Linked DNA regions of Homo sapiens: all the other regions are linked to region 3. A link is a contact called in ENCODE Hi-C or POLR2A ChIA-PET data. All regions are on one chromosome and are shown on one strand. The core of a region is the stretch at or near the end of the contact, and the rest is flanking DNA. Distances in the headings are between cores, read along the strand shown.

Evidence for each region. A loop is a pair of places that touch in the nucleus more often than their neighbours do. ChIA-PET counts read pairs that join two places held with the same protein, here RNA polymerase II (POLR2A). Pooled maps may share reads with other maps.
Region 1: a loop to region 3 is called in a map of dorsolateral prefrontal cortex, with 2.8 times the contacts of the local background. The contact joins the enhancer-like site here to the promoter of TM2D1 in region 3. A Hi-C loop is called at or near these places in 9 of 168 maps with a recorded cell type or tissue (CD4-positive, alpha-beta T cell, CD8-positive, alpha-beta T cell, ascending aorta and 6 more), 1 of 37 single-sample maps with no recorded cell type and 27 of 50 pooled maps. POLR2A ChIA-PET finds 5 or more read pairs at or near these places in 3 of 52 experiments (HEK293T, activated CD4-positive, alpha-beta T cell and activated T-cell).
Region 2: a map of CD8-positive, alpha-beta T cell shows a loop between it and region 3 (4-fold over the local background). The contact joins the promoter of NFIA here to the promoter of TM2D1 in region 3. A Hi-C loop is called at or near these places in 9 of 168 maps with a recorded cell type or tissue (B cell, CD4-positive, alpha-beta T cell, CD4-positive, alpha-beta memory T cell and 5 more), 3 of 37 single-sample maps with no recorded cell type and 18 of 50 pooled maps. POLR2A ChIA-PET finds 5 or more read pairs at or near these places in 9 of 52 experiments (MCF 10A, OCI-LY7, activated CD4-positive, alpha-beta T cell and 5 more).

What each region holds. Positions count from the first base shown.
Region 1 is chr1:61,049,071-61,053,043 of GRCh38, forward strand. No RefSeq gene overlaps it. Among named protein-coding and RNA genes, the nearest start is that of NFIA, 32 kb to the right of the region's middle. Within about 2 kb of position 1,726, at least 28 of the 41 ENCODE cell types and tissues checked have a DNase peak (open chromatin) inside an H3K27ac peak, as active enhancers do; they include ascending aorta, dorsolateral prefrontal cortex, gastrocnemius medialis and 2 more, where a contact is called at or near this core.
Region 2 is chr1:61,080,647-61,084,957 of GRCh38, forward strand. It overlaps NFIA (nuclear factor I A), which reads left to right and starts at 1,915. Exons shown (of 11, transcript NM_001134673.4): 1 at 1,915-2,172. The coding sequence starts at 2,146. RefSeq lists a silencer at 1,191-1,485.
Region 3 is chr1:61,723,891-61,728,485 of GRCh38, forward strand. It overlaps TM2D1 (TM2 domain containing 1), which reads right to left and starts at 1,251. Exons shown (of 7, transcript NM_032027.3): 1 at 1,067-1,251. The coding sequence starts at 1,230. RefSeq lists enhancers at 553-1,240, 697-1,896, 933-1,592, 1,241-1,926.

The DNA of each region.
Region 1 (3,973 bases), core at 476-2,975, 670 kb before region 3:
ACTCAAACACTGAAACCTCTTAGCTCTCTCCCACTTCCTCTAAGGCCCTAATCTTCAAGGAACAGAAAGAAGCTAAACAGTCTTACAAGTTAGATTTCTTAGAATAAAAGATGGGTTTTCACATTAGAAATAGGTGAAAGTTGGCTGGGTGCGGTGGCTCAGGCCTGTAATCCCAGTAATCCAAGCACTTTGGGAGGTCGAGGCGGGCAGATCACCTGAGATCAGGAGATTGAGACCAGCCTGGCCAACATGGTGAAACGCTGTCTCTACTAAAAAATACAAAAAATTAGTCGGGCATGGTGGCGCGTGTCTGTAGTTCCAGCTACTCAGGAGGCTGAGGCAGGAGAATTGTTTGAGCCAGGGAGGCAGAGGTTGCAGTGAGCCGTGACCGCGCTATTGCACTCCAGCCTGGGAAACAGAGAGAGATTCCGACTCAAAATAAATAAATAAATAATTAAAAACTATTTTTAAAAAAGAAATAGGTGAAAATTCCTTAGAAGGCACCTACAGCTTCTTACCTACATCATCTCATTAAATTCTCACAATGACTCTATCAGACAGGTACCACTATTCCCTCTTTTGAGGGATGAGGAAACAGAGACTCAGGGAGATAAAGTAACTTGCCCAAGGTTACACAGCTATTCTCAAGGAAACGTAGTGCATCCCATGAAAATAGCCTGGAGTCGAGATACTGGAGTCAAAGTGCAGCCAAAATTGTCAGGGTGCAACCTGCCTGTCCAATCAGAGCTGCTACTTCTTTGATACTGGAATCCCCCAATTCCTGAAATTAACACCCAGTTCTCCACTCCCCAAAAGCACACGCTGAGTGCCCTCAGGGCTCTTGCTGTTGCCAACGGACCTATAACTCGGTACAGGCTCAGGCAGCTGAGAGGAGGCTGTGGACACAACAGGCCTTGCTAGGCTTGCTGGGACGGGGCCACATTACTTTGCAGGCGCGTCTTTCTCCTGCCTGCTATCTAGAGCTCGCCTGTAGGTGGCGCCCTGCTTCGCTCAGGGGAATTTGGAGGGCGAGGACACGGGTCACCAGCTGCCTCCCCTGAAGGCCAATTTAAGTTGTCCCCTGGCTTGAACTGAGCGCAGGAACCTCGGTGATGGGGACATGCCCCCCTCCCCGCGCGCTCTTCCTCTCCCAGCCCCCCTGCCCTCCCCTCTCCAGGGGCTGGCGGGCCCGCGCTTCCTCCGAGGTCGGGCTACGCGGCGCGATCTCCAAGCGCTGGGGCCGAGCTTGGCGCTCCGGGGCGGCGCTTCGGTCCCCGACCCTCGGGCCGGCCCGCTGGCCCCCACTCCGCTTCCTCCCGGCACCCGCTTCGCCGGCAGCTGTAGCGGAGGTGGAGGGATGGGGGACTGTGACCCCCGTGAGTGCCGGCGGGGCGGGGCAGCTTTAAAAACTTCTGAAAGGCCTGGTTCAAAGCCTCAAAGGATAGAACTTGGGCCGGAAGGCGGTTTCCACGGAGGGGCCTAAAAGGGGGCTGGGGGTGCACCTGCAGGGCCAGGAGCTGCGGCTTGGGAAGGGGGGCCCGGTCACCGCGAGCGCCGCAGTCCCCGCCCCGCACTCGCCGCCCCTTGGAGCCGCCGCGGCCCCGCCCGGGCCCTGCGCTTTCATCCTCCCCACGGGACAGCGGCCGCGCGGGGCGGGGGCGGCTCTGGCCGGCGCGCTCCCGGCGGGGTCTTCCTTCCCTCCGGCCCCTCCCTGGGAACCCGAGATTTCGCCGCAGAGCTGAACTCCCAGATTTTAACCCCAACCCCCCCGGGCGGGAGGCCGCGGAGAACCGGGAGTCGCGACCGAGGAAGCGTCCCCAGTCACCTCCTAGCCCCCCACACAGAGCCCCGGGGAGGGTGAGGAGGAGGAAGAGCGGGAGGAAGACCCGCGCCGGTGGGTGGGGGCAGGGAGGGGGCGTCCGGGGTCGCAGGGCGGCGCTCCGGAGAGTGGCCCCGGCGGCGTCCGGAGTCGCTGCGGCCGCCGTGCCACCTCGGGCAGGTGGGGGGGGGAATGCGCGGCCGCCGCCAACCAGGGTCGCTCCGCCGTAGACGCCGAGCAGACGCGGTCCGGCGCTCGGCCGGAGAGCCGGCTAAGGGGCTTTTCATTAGCACCGCATTAGGAGGACACTCATCCTCCAGAGTCCTTCCCGTGGAAGCTCTTGAGTGAATTAGGTAAATGATTTGCTCCATTTGTAGTTTCTGAAGATATTTTCTCAGATCTTCAATCGAGCGCTTTAGCCGGGGAGCATATCTGTGGGGGCCTCCTTCCCACTACCTAGGGTCTCACTCGGTGACAATTGCTGAGTCAGTGAGGACGTGTGGGGAAAGGTAAAAGTGGAATTGAGCAAAGCTGAGTAATTTAGCTAAGGAAGAGAAATCGCTACTGAAAATAGAATAGTTTAAAAATAAACTACATAAAGTTTATTCTTTTGCTTGGAGTCCTGCTCCTTGATCCGAGAAGGTAAAATCCATCAGAGTTGGGAGTTCCCTCCCCCCCATTAGCATTTATTACACTTTTTCAAAGTTACTGAAAGACTTCTTTTAGTGAATTTTAAGAAGCAATCGTGGTTGACATTACAGGCATCAAAGGTTTGGGGAACAGATGGGTAAACTTCCGAAGAGCTTAGTTGCAACACTAGCTCTCAAATTTAGTGTCAACTTTTATTTTAAAAAATAAAATAGGGTGGTGTTTTTATTAAACTTTTATATTTCAAGAGGTAGAGAACACCGAAGAGGAAAGAGACTGAAGGGAAAGTAGGGTGTTGGAAACAAAAAGAGAAAGGCGAGATTGACTGTAACATTCTGGTCTTCAACGAGTCCCAAGTTGGAATCCTAAAGCACTGCATATTTCTGGTAGCGTTAACTCTAACTGGAATATTGGCGGGCCTGGTCTCTAAGTGCGTCCTAAGAAAAAACAGATTTAAGCAAAATGGTTTTTTCCCTTTTGTGAAGGGAAAAAATTTAAGCACTTGCTTCATGCGGTAGCCCCAGCGGAAAAGCGAGCCCTCCCGCTCCCGGTGGCCTGAACTGAATTTGCTGCTTTAAAATCGGCAGGTGTGCCCAGCGTTCCCAGCGCTGCAGCCGGGACCTGATGAGTAAGAGTAAGAGGGCTCAACCGCAGGACATCACATGCCGGGTACCTAACGTCGGCATTTAAGCAGACAGGGACTAATATGCTGGAACTATCCTCCCGACACTGGCAAAGCCCAGAGACCGCATTTCCTACCACTTTGCCCACTTTGTACTGGGCACCCTCGGTAAACAGGATGAAAGCAACATTTTTATCCCTTAAGACGAAAATGTAACCTTTAGAATACTCCCTATTCCGGGGTTGACAGCAGGTCAAGGGCTCAGAGGCAAGCTTGCATTACACATAGGACAAGTACAACTTATCAGGGTGCAAAAAAGGGCAAGAAACTTTGTAAAAGTTGGAATCAGTATTCAAAGAGATAGTTTCAGGTGGTGCTACATAATGGCATGGTAACCACAAGAAGACCAGAAATGCTTGGAGTGCATTTCTGTTCTCGAAGAGGGGTTGAGGGTAGAGGCTTGGTGCACTGTGGTTTGAAGGTTTACAGAAAGCAGCCTTATCCTCATGAAGCTGGGAAGCTATGCTTTCTCCACAAAATACTTTTAATGATTTTCGCCCCAGAGATACCGGGATCCGAGACCTTCACAGGCTCTCCTGGCCTGAGGAATCACAAAACTTGCAAACTCTGCAGTTTTTCCCTTGAGTTCACTTTAAAAACACAGGCACCTTGAGCACAAAACAATTAAGGTGGTGGTTTCCCCGAGACAACAAACCAGGCACAAACACACACCTTAGTCTGCACTGGCACTAACATTCCCACTCTAGGGCCACTCACTGCCAGTTAAAGAACAAGAGCTATCCACTTCAAGTGTGGGGACAAGCTTCATTCAGGGTGCAAACACATGCCCACAAAACACAAAAGGGGAACGGTTACTCCAAAAG
Region 2 (4,311 bases), core at 665-3,164, 640 kb before region 3:
GAACCAAGGAAAAGCAGTGGGTTAAGTTTGGGAAAATGGACTCTCTCATTAAAGGCTGAAATCATTATTTCTCCTCACTCCTTAGTAAATAATCTTGAGAGATTTCCAAGGATGTTCAGGAGGGAGGGTGGGAGAGAGAATGGTTCTTGAGCATTCGGGAATTATTTTGGCAATAAAGTAACTAAAGTACAAGCATAAAATAACTTTAGACAGATGCAGAATTATTTCAGAGGTTCTCTTTTGCTCTTTCTCCAGTACAGTATTTCCTGCCCCTTGCTTTGAAAAGAAGTCTGAATGAGAGTGGCCTTAACACATCACTCACCCTCACTTGTTAACACATCACTTACCCTCACTTTCCTACAGGAATGTCCCCTCTTTAGAGACTCTCTGGTTATGTCACCTCCACCGAAGGGCAGATTCCCCTGTGTGCCAGTGTCTTTCAACATGATACCTACCTCTTTCCTTTTGGAATTTTGAGAAGGGTTGTCAAATGCAGCATTTTGCAAACCATCATGAGGAAGAGAAGTAAAATAAGGGATGGGGGCTTAGAAGAGGCAGGTAGGCTTTCCCCCCTCCGAGAGAGGAGAGCCTAGAGAGAAAATATGAGGTTAAAAAAAAAAAACTGGAAAAGCAGGCTTACTGGCAACTTGCCAAACCCTAAAAACCACCCCCCTCTTTTCTGCCAAAACAATACTTTAGCAAACCTAAAATAATTGCAGGAAGCTCTTTTCCATTTTAAGAACTATTACCTGGGGGAGGGAAAAAAGGGATTCTTAAAAGGCACCCTTCCAGAGGTGTCCCAGAAACTGGGACGGTAATGATAGCCTATGTCCAGTTCTGGGCACGCGTTTGTGGATCAGAATATCTCCCTTCCCTAAGGGGACATCCCTTTCACATATTTTTTTCCTCCTAAAAAGTAAAAGATGTCACAGCTAAACCACTGTTGTTTCTGAACGTGATAGAACTTTTTCTATGGCGTCTGTGTTCAAACCCACTAGTTTCACAGTCCTGGGAGGGATAACGCTCATTAATCTCCGCCTTCTTTTCTCCAGACCCCCGCCCCCCAAATCCGGTGAATCTTCTGTGGGCACTGATTCCTCACCACCCCCGCTTCTGAATGCCACAGGACCGAAGCTGCACAAAGTTTGCAGGATTGTGTGCATAATTACCTCTGCCGACGAATCTATTCCCACAGAAAGCTTCGCTGGAGAGATTACAATGCTTTGAGCCTTACCGCATTTCAGTGGGGGAAAAAAAGTTACCTAGGAGGTCTGATTTTTCAAAGAAATTTGCATACATGCAAATGTGCCGCCCGGCCTCCTCCTCGGTTCTCTACGTGCCCACGCGGTGGCCCGGGGGGTGCGGGGCAACCTGGCAAAGTTGCCCAAGTCCTCCACCGAGGTCCGCGGAGGTCTGCAGCGGGGGTGGGGGGATGGGGACGAGGAAAAGTAGTTTTGTTTGCTTAAGCACATCCTGTGGCAGCCTATAGCTGCCCGGGAGTACAGACTGTAACTGCTCCTCACTGCGTTACCCAGTAATGCGCTGATCGGGGGAGGGGGCGGGGGGGCCGGGGAGCGAGCGGGAGAGCGAGCAAGCGAGCGAGCAAGGAGCGAGCCACGGAGAGAGCCGGGGAGCGAGCGAGCCAGCCTGCGAGCGCGAGCGGCCGCGGAGGCTCGGGACCCGGCTGGCCGCGCGGCGCCGCAGCCGCCCCCTCCCCCACACCCCCTCCCCCCCGCGGCGGCGGCGCGAGCGGGCGGCGGCTGTGCGGTGCGGTGCAGAGCGGAGGCGGAGGCGGGCGCGCGGGCAGCTCGCGGGCACCCGGCCGGGCCGGCGCGGGAGCGGGAAAGGGTGCGCTATGCCTTTAACACCCGCGTACAGTAGGCATGTATAGTGGAGTGTAGGGAAACTCTAGGCGGGGTTAAAGTTCAGCTCATGGAGCGGCAATAGCGCTGGCTGGCTGGCTGCAGTTGAGCCGACTTGGAAATGTGAACGCAAGAAGCAGGCTTGATTTTTTTTTCTCCCCCCTTCTCTCTCTCTCTCTCTCTCTCTCTTCCTCTCTCCCTCTTTCTCCTCTCTCACCCACACTCACGCACACCTCCAAACCGCACACCCAGACGCACACGCATACCCCAGCGCCCGGCAGTTATGTATTCTCCGCTCTGTCTCACCCAGGTAAGCCGCGGCGTGGATGCGGAGGGCTTGGGGGCCGGGGCGCCGGGGGCAGGGCTGGGGCTGGGTGGGGGGCACCGGGGCCGTCGCTCCGGCCGGGCCCAGGGCGTGCGTCTCGGTGTGTGTCTGTGTCTGCGCGTGTTTCTGTGTGTGTGCGCGCGTGTGCCCGCGGGTGGGGGGGGGGATCCCGCTTAAAGAAAGTAACTTTGTTTCCATGCGGGTGCATTCCTCTTGCACGGCCATTTGTGTGGGCACATGGCTAATGGCGCCCTCTTATTAATGCGTTAATTAATATCGGGGCGACGGACTGCGGAACAGCAGTGTTTTCGGACACCCCGCACGTGTTTCGGCGGGGTTGCAGTCCATGACACGCAGAAATCTGGCTCAGCGTTTCTGCTGCCGGGAGCAGGGATTCCGTAGTGCCGCAGCGCCCGGGGAGGGGGCCGCCGACGGAGCCCACCGCTCACCCCGCACGCTCGGGCCGGCTGCAGTCCTCGGGTGCGGGGAGACCTCGGGTGCCTGCGCCCAACGGCCCGCTCCCCGCAGCCTGCGCTGCCGCAGCCCCCCGCCGTCTTCCCGAACTCTTACTTTTGTTTATTGTTTGTCAGCCTTCGGGGTCCGGCCGCGGAAAGGACGCGGGCTCCCGTCCCGGCCCCGGCCCGGACAGCGCCCCTCGGACGCGGGCAGGCTGCGGCTAGCCCTCGGCTGAGCGGGGCTACGTGGACGCGCGTTCCCCCGCGCCGGCCGGGTGGAGCCTGCGTCCTCGCCGCGCGCCGGTGGCCCGTTGGCTCTCCCGGAGTGAAAGTTTCGGGGCCGAGACGAGCCCACGTTGTGCAGGGCGCCGAACGCCGGAGGCCGCGGGCCGCGGGCCGGGTAGCGCCGGGCAGAGTTGGGCTCCTAGCCGGGAGCCGGAGCGGCGGCCCGGGCCGGACACGGCTCCCCCCGCCGCCGCCGCCGCCACCACCACCACCGCCACCGCGCGACTCCGGCCGCTCCGCGCGCAGGACGGGGGCAACTTTTCCCCTCCGACTCAACTCAGAGCATGGGGCTCTTGCGCCCCACCGCCTCTCCTTTCCGTGCCCCCCTGTCCATTCCTCCCTTGTCTACCCACCCCCAGGCAAAATATTGCTACTTCGAGACTTCAAATCCGGTCCCCTTTGAATATGTTATTTGTTTTCCTTGACTAAAAGGCTTGAAGTCAAAGTGGTTTTGCGCTATTTTTTTTTTAAGCGTGAGATTTCATACTGCTTTGGTACATTAGGATCTGACCATTAATCACCTACATGAAGTTATATGCTTCACATAAAATGTTTATTCACCTCTCCCTTAAAAAACCTACCACTTCTTGCCTTCATTTAGTAGGAGATAACGGTTTAACCGGAATAGTTTCTGGAAGGCTAAAAAGTATCAGTAGTTTTCGCTCTCCTCTCTAGATTCTGGATTTATTTCCCACATGACATCCCTTCTTATTGCAATATCTAACAGTAATAATACCGGGTATTTGATCTCAGAAGACTCTTAAACGCATCTTTTATGTTGAAATGGTCTGTTTGGGATTTAGGCCTAGCATTAATAATGGATAGCAGTTACTTTTAGTTACTGTAAAAGTTTTTTTTTTTTTTCCTAACAAACTTCCAAAGTTCCTATTTTAGTAACTTGTGGAAGTATGGAATGAAACTTTTCCAACCACTTCTGGCAAGGTTCACAATTGCATATGGATAAGATGCAAAGTGTAAGATAATTTGAATGAATTACGGACTATAGTGAAAATGCTGAGATTCGAAGGCTGAAGTTCTAGCTGGCAGAAGTTTGCAACACACAGAACTTGTAGATAATATCAGCGAGCTGCAATAAAGGGAAAGGACCCTAACAGATACATTAGTGTCTTCTCAATTGAGCTCTGAAAAGATAAATTTATATTTGGGAATGGTGCATATATGAGGGCACCTGTATATCCATGCAGGCCTAGGGCACAGTCAGGTATTTAACAAAGTTGGCCTCTGTTGGTTCATGAGGTATTATGACATTAAGAGAGTTTTTTTTTTTCTTTTTTTTTCGGCTTACATATTCAGCAGCGTTGATTGATGCATTCACTAGGCCTTCTTCTGGAAACACCACTAAGAGAAATGCTTATTTAGTGTA
Region 3 (4,595 bases), core at 1-2,500:
GAGGCTGCTAGTTTGTCCAAGTCAATAAGCATATGTACAAATATACTTTTAGTATTGCTAAGTAATACTTGAGGCAGGAGGATCACTGGAGCCCAGGAGTTTGGGAAGAACAGCCTGGGCAACATAACGAGAAGTCTGTCTCTACAAATAATATAATAATACATAAACATTACAATAAACCTTTAAATTTGCCCCATAATTATCCACGTTTTTACTCATGAGAAAACAGAGTTCAAATAGGTCACCCAAGGTTGCAAAGTGCAACAGAAATTTATCCACTGAGTCCCCACGCGGTGGTTCATGGTGAGGGGGATGCGGATCGCTTGAGACCAGGAGTTCAAGACCAGCCTGGCCAACATGGCGTAAACCCCGTCTCTACTAAAAATACAAAAATTACCCGGGTGTGGTGGCGCATGCCTGTAGTCCCAGCTACTCAGGAGGCTGAGGCAGGAGAATTGACTGAACCCGGGAGGCGGAGGCTGCAGTGAGCTGAGATCGTGCCACTGTACTCCAGCCAGGGCGACAGAGTAAGACCCTGTCTCAAAAAAAGAAAACAGAAAGAAATTTGTCTGGCAGTCTACCATCTCATGAAGTTTGAAGATGACATGAGGTAATATGCATAATATACATAAAGTTAATGATAAATGGGCAACACATTGGCTAGATCGTTATTACTTGTCTTCCCCCTAGGAAGAGTTGGCAAACATTTCCAGGGTAAGAGACTATCCATCTTTGTATTACTAGTGTCTAGAACGGGGCCTGGCATACTTCAGGATCTACATGTTTTACTGAACAAGTAAGCACACTGATAAAAAAGAAAAAAAAAGTGGATCAGAAGAGGAAGCGCCAATGACTAGTAAAATCATAAGGAAATCACAAAGGGTGGCCTCTGGCCCTCCCATCTCCACAACTCTGTTCACCTTCAGGGATCCTTCAGTCATTAGAAGCCACAGATCAGATTATCGTTTTCACTCAGTACAGCCCTAGCCAGTCCTGACGGCAGCGACCCACCTGCGACCCCAACTCTACCTCGCCTCCATGGGGGGGTGTTCTCCACAGAGGATATTGTCCCACTTTGAGGTCCTCGCACTTAAGCGACTCCTCGCCCCCGGCGGAGGTGGCAACAGCCCCCCAGGGTCCTGTAGTGACTGAGACGAACCACAGGACACCAACGAGTCTGGCCGTCACGGCCTCCGGAGCAGACGGACCAGACGGCCAGGCGGCCGCCATCTTGGAGACCGACACTTTCTCGCCACTTCCGCTTCCGCCTCCGCCCAGGAGCGGGAGGGAGAAGGGCAACAGGGCGAGGTTCTTAAAGGGACCTCGCATAGGATAGAGGCCAGTTCCGTCTCTTCGCGTGTTCTTCTGCCCGTGAGCCCGTGGAATCACATTGGGAGACCCTTTTAAAATATGCATGTACCCAGTCCCTCGAGGCGAATTTTCCCCCACGAACCCTTGGAAGGAGCTAAGGTTAATCTTTGAGTGCTGGAGGAAGGAAACGAGTGGTTTAGGCAATCAGGTGCTTCACCCGCTTCTCATTCCCGCGCCCTTAGCTGAGGCTTCTCGGTCCTCTGAAAGTGCCAGCGGCGTCAGAGGTTGGAATCAATGCTTTCCTGACATCATCGCAGTTAGCCCTGATAGGTTTTGGGTTTACAGATAAGGAACAAGGCTCAAAGACGCTGAAACACACTGACCTTAATCACTAAGTGACTCAGTCGGAATGAAATTGATGTTTGCCAGATTTCAGATCTATGCTCTTACTAATTGACATAATGTCCTCCTGTAACTTTAGAGAAGGATTTTGGAAGGCTGCCACGAACAGAACTTAAAAACTGTGAGAGACATTACGCCTTTTAAAAAAAAAAAGTGACAATTTAGGTGGGGGATAATTTGGGGGGTGGAAACTGTAACAAGAGGAAACCAAATAGTTTATGATTAAGTGAAAAGTTGAAGATTTTTTTTCCTCCATCTGTTGTTTTTAAATTTCTATATGTTCTAAAAGTTCTGTGGTGGGGAACTTTAACAGTGAGGAAAAAATGTTTTCGTAAAGTTAAGTTTAATCTTTTTTTTGTCTAACAATATAAAAATTTGAACTTGAGTGGTGCTTCTTCATCCATACTTTAGCACTAACTTTGGTGGTTCTCAAACTTTGAATAGCATCTGAATCACCTGTAGTAGTTATTAAAACAGAATGATAGAACCGGCACTCAGAGTTTCTGATACAAAAGATGTAGGGAGGGACTGGATAATTTCCATTTCTAGGAGATCCCAAGGGATGTGGGTGTTGCTAGTCCAGGGACCCCCACTTTGAGAACACTGGTATAATGTTTTACGAGAAGTAAATTTTTTTTTTTAAGATGGAATCTCTCTCTGCCACCCAGGCTGGAGTACAGTGGCAGAATCTCAGCTCACTGCAACCTCTGCCTTCTGGTTCAAGTGATTCGCCTGCCTCAACCTCCTGAGTAGCTGGGACTGCACGCGTGCGCCACCACGCTCAGCTAATTTTTGTATTTTTAGTAAAGACAGGGTTTCACCATTTTGGCCAGGCTGGTCTCGAACTCCTGGCCTAAGTGATCTGCCCGCCTCTGCCTCCTAAAGTGCTGGGATTTCAGGTGTGAGGCCACACTGTGCCTGGCCTCATTTTGGAATATATATTCTGGAAGACATACAACTATTTGAAGTAATATTTAAACATAAACTACGTTTTTAAATTTTCTTTTTTTGAGGTGGAGTTTCACTGTTGTTGCCCAGGCTGGACTGCAATGGCATGATCTCGGCTCACTGCAACCTCCGCCTCCCAGGTTCAAGCTATTCTCCTGTCTCAGCATCCGGAAAGGCTGGGATTACGGCGCCCACTACCAGCCCAGCTAATTTTTGTATTTTTAGTAGAGACGAGGTTTCACCATGTTGAGCAGGCTGGTCTCGAACTCATGACTTAAGGTGATCCACCCGCCTCTGCCTCCCAAAGTGCTGGGATTACAGGCGCGAGCCACGGCGCCTGGCCCTAAAATTTTCATAATAAAACAACTTTGTAGCATTACTATGCTTTATTCATTCATTCATTTAGAGACAGAAATGGAGTTGAGACGGGAGTTTTGCTCTTGTTGCCCAGGCTGGAGTGCAATGGCACGATTCTCGCTTACTGCAAACTCCACTTCCCAGGTTCAAGCTATTCTCCTACCTCAGCCTCCTGAGTAGCTGGAATTACAGCCATGAGTCACCACGCCTGGCTAATTTTGTATTTTTAGTAGAGACGGGGTTTCTCCATGTTGATCAGGCTAGTCTCCAACTTCCGACCTCAGGTGATCCACCCGTCTGAGCCTCCCAAAGGTCTGGGATTACAGGCATGAACCACCACGCCCCGCTGCTATTTTTTGAGATGGAGTCTCGCTCTGTCATCCAGGCTGGAGTGCAGTGGCACGATCTTGGCTCACTGCAACCTCTGCCTCCCGGGGTCAAGCAATTCTCCTGCCTCAGCCTCCTGAGTAGCTGGGATTACAGGCGCACGCCACCACGCGCAGCTAATTTTTGTATTTTTTAGTAGAGACAGGATTTCACCATGTTGGTCAGGCTAGTCTCGAACTCCTGACCTCGTGATCCGCCCGCCTTGGCTTCCCAAAGTGCTGGAATACAGGCGTGAGCCACCGCGCCCCGCCGCTATTTTTAATTTAAGACATTTATACATAATATTTATGCTTTAAATCAGGTTTAAATGATTTAAGTGAAAAATTTAGTAGTTCAGTTATAAACTTCCTATTCTAAATGGACTTCTTCCTTCTCTCTTTTTTCTTCCTTCGTTTTTCCTTTCTTTCCTTTTTTTCCGTCCTCCCTCTCCCTCCAAAAAGGAAAAAAAAATTGTTTTTAATTGAGCATTTACTATGTACTCAGCATGAAGCTAGACCCTAGACTCAAAAATTTAGACAAAAACCCTGCAGGTAAGCACTTCCTGTTTGGTAAGGGAAAATACAAACAGTTAAATACTATTTGATAAGTGTTTGATAATTGTTACATTAGAAGCACATACTAGCTACTGTAGTAGGACAATGGGTTTGCTTAAGATATTCCTCCTGTGCCTGGCGTGGTGGCTCAAGCCTGTAATCCTAGCACTTTGGAAGGCCAAGGAAGGCAGATGGCTTGAACAAAAAAAAGAAAAGAAAAAGAAACATTTAAAAAAGATTCTCCCAAAATAGTAGTTGAAACGCTATATTTTTGTAGGATACATGACTGCTTAAAAAGGTATAGCCTAGGGCTGGGCGCAGTGGCTCACACTTGTATTCCCAGCACTTTGGGAAACCAAGGTGGGCGGATCGTGATGTCAGGAGATCAAGACCATCCTGGCTAACACGGTGAAACCCTGACTCTGCTAAAAATACAAACAATTAGCCCGGCGTGGTGGGACGCGCCTATAGTCCCAGCTACTCCAGAGGCTGAGGTAGGAGAATCACTTGAACCCGGGAGGCGGAGGTTGCAGTGTATAGCCTAGAAAACGAACCTTTAAACTTTTACTTAGGCCAGGCGTGGTCACTCAGCCTGTAATCCCAGCACTTTGGGAGGCCGAGGCAGGCAGATAACCTGAGGTCAGGAGATCAAGACCA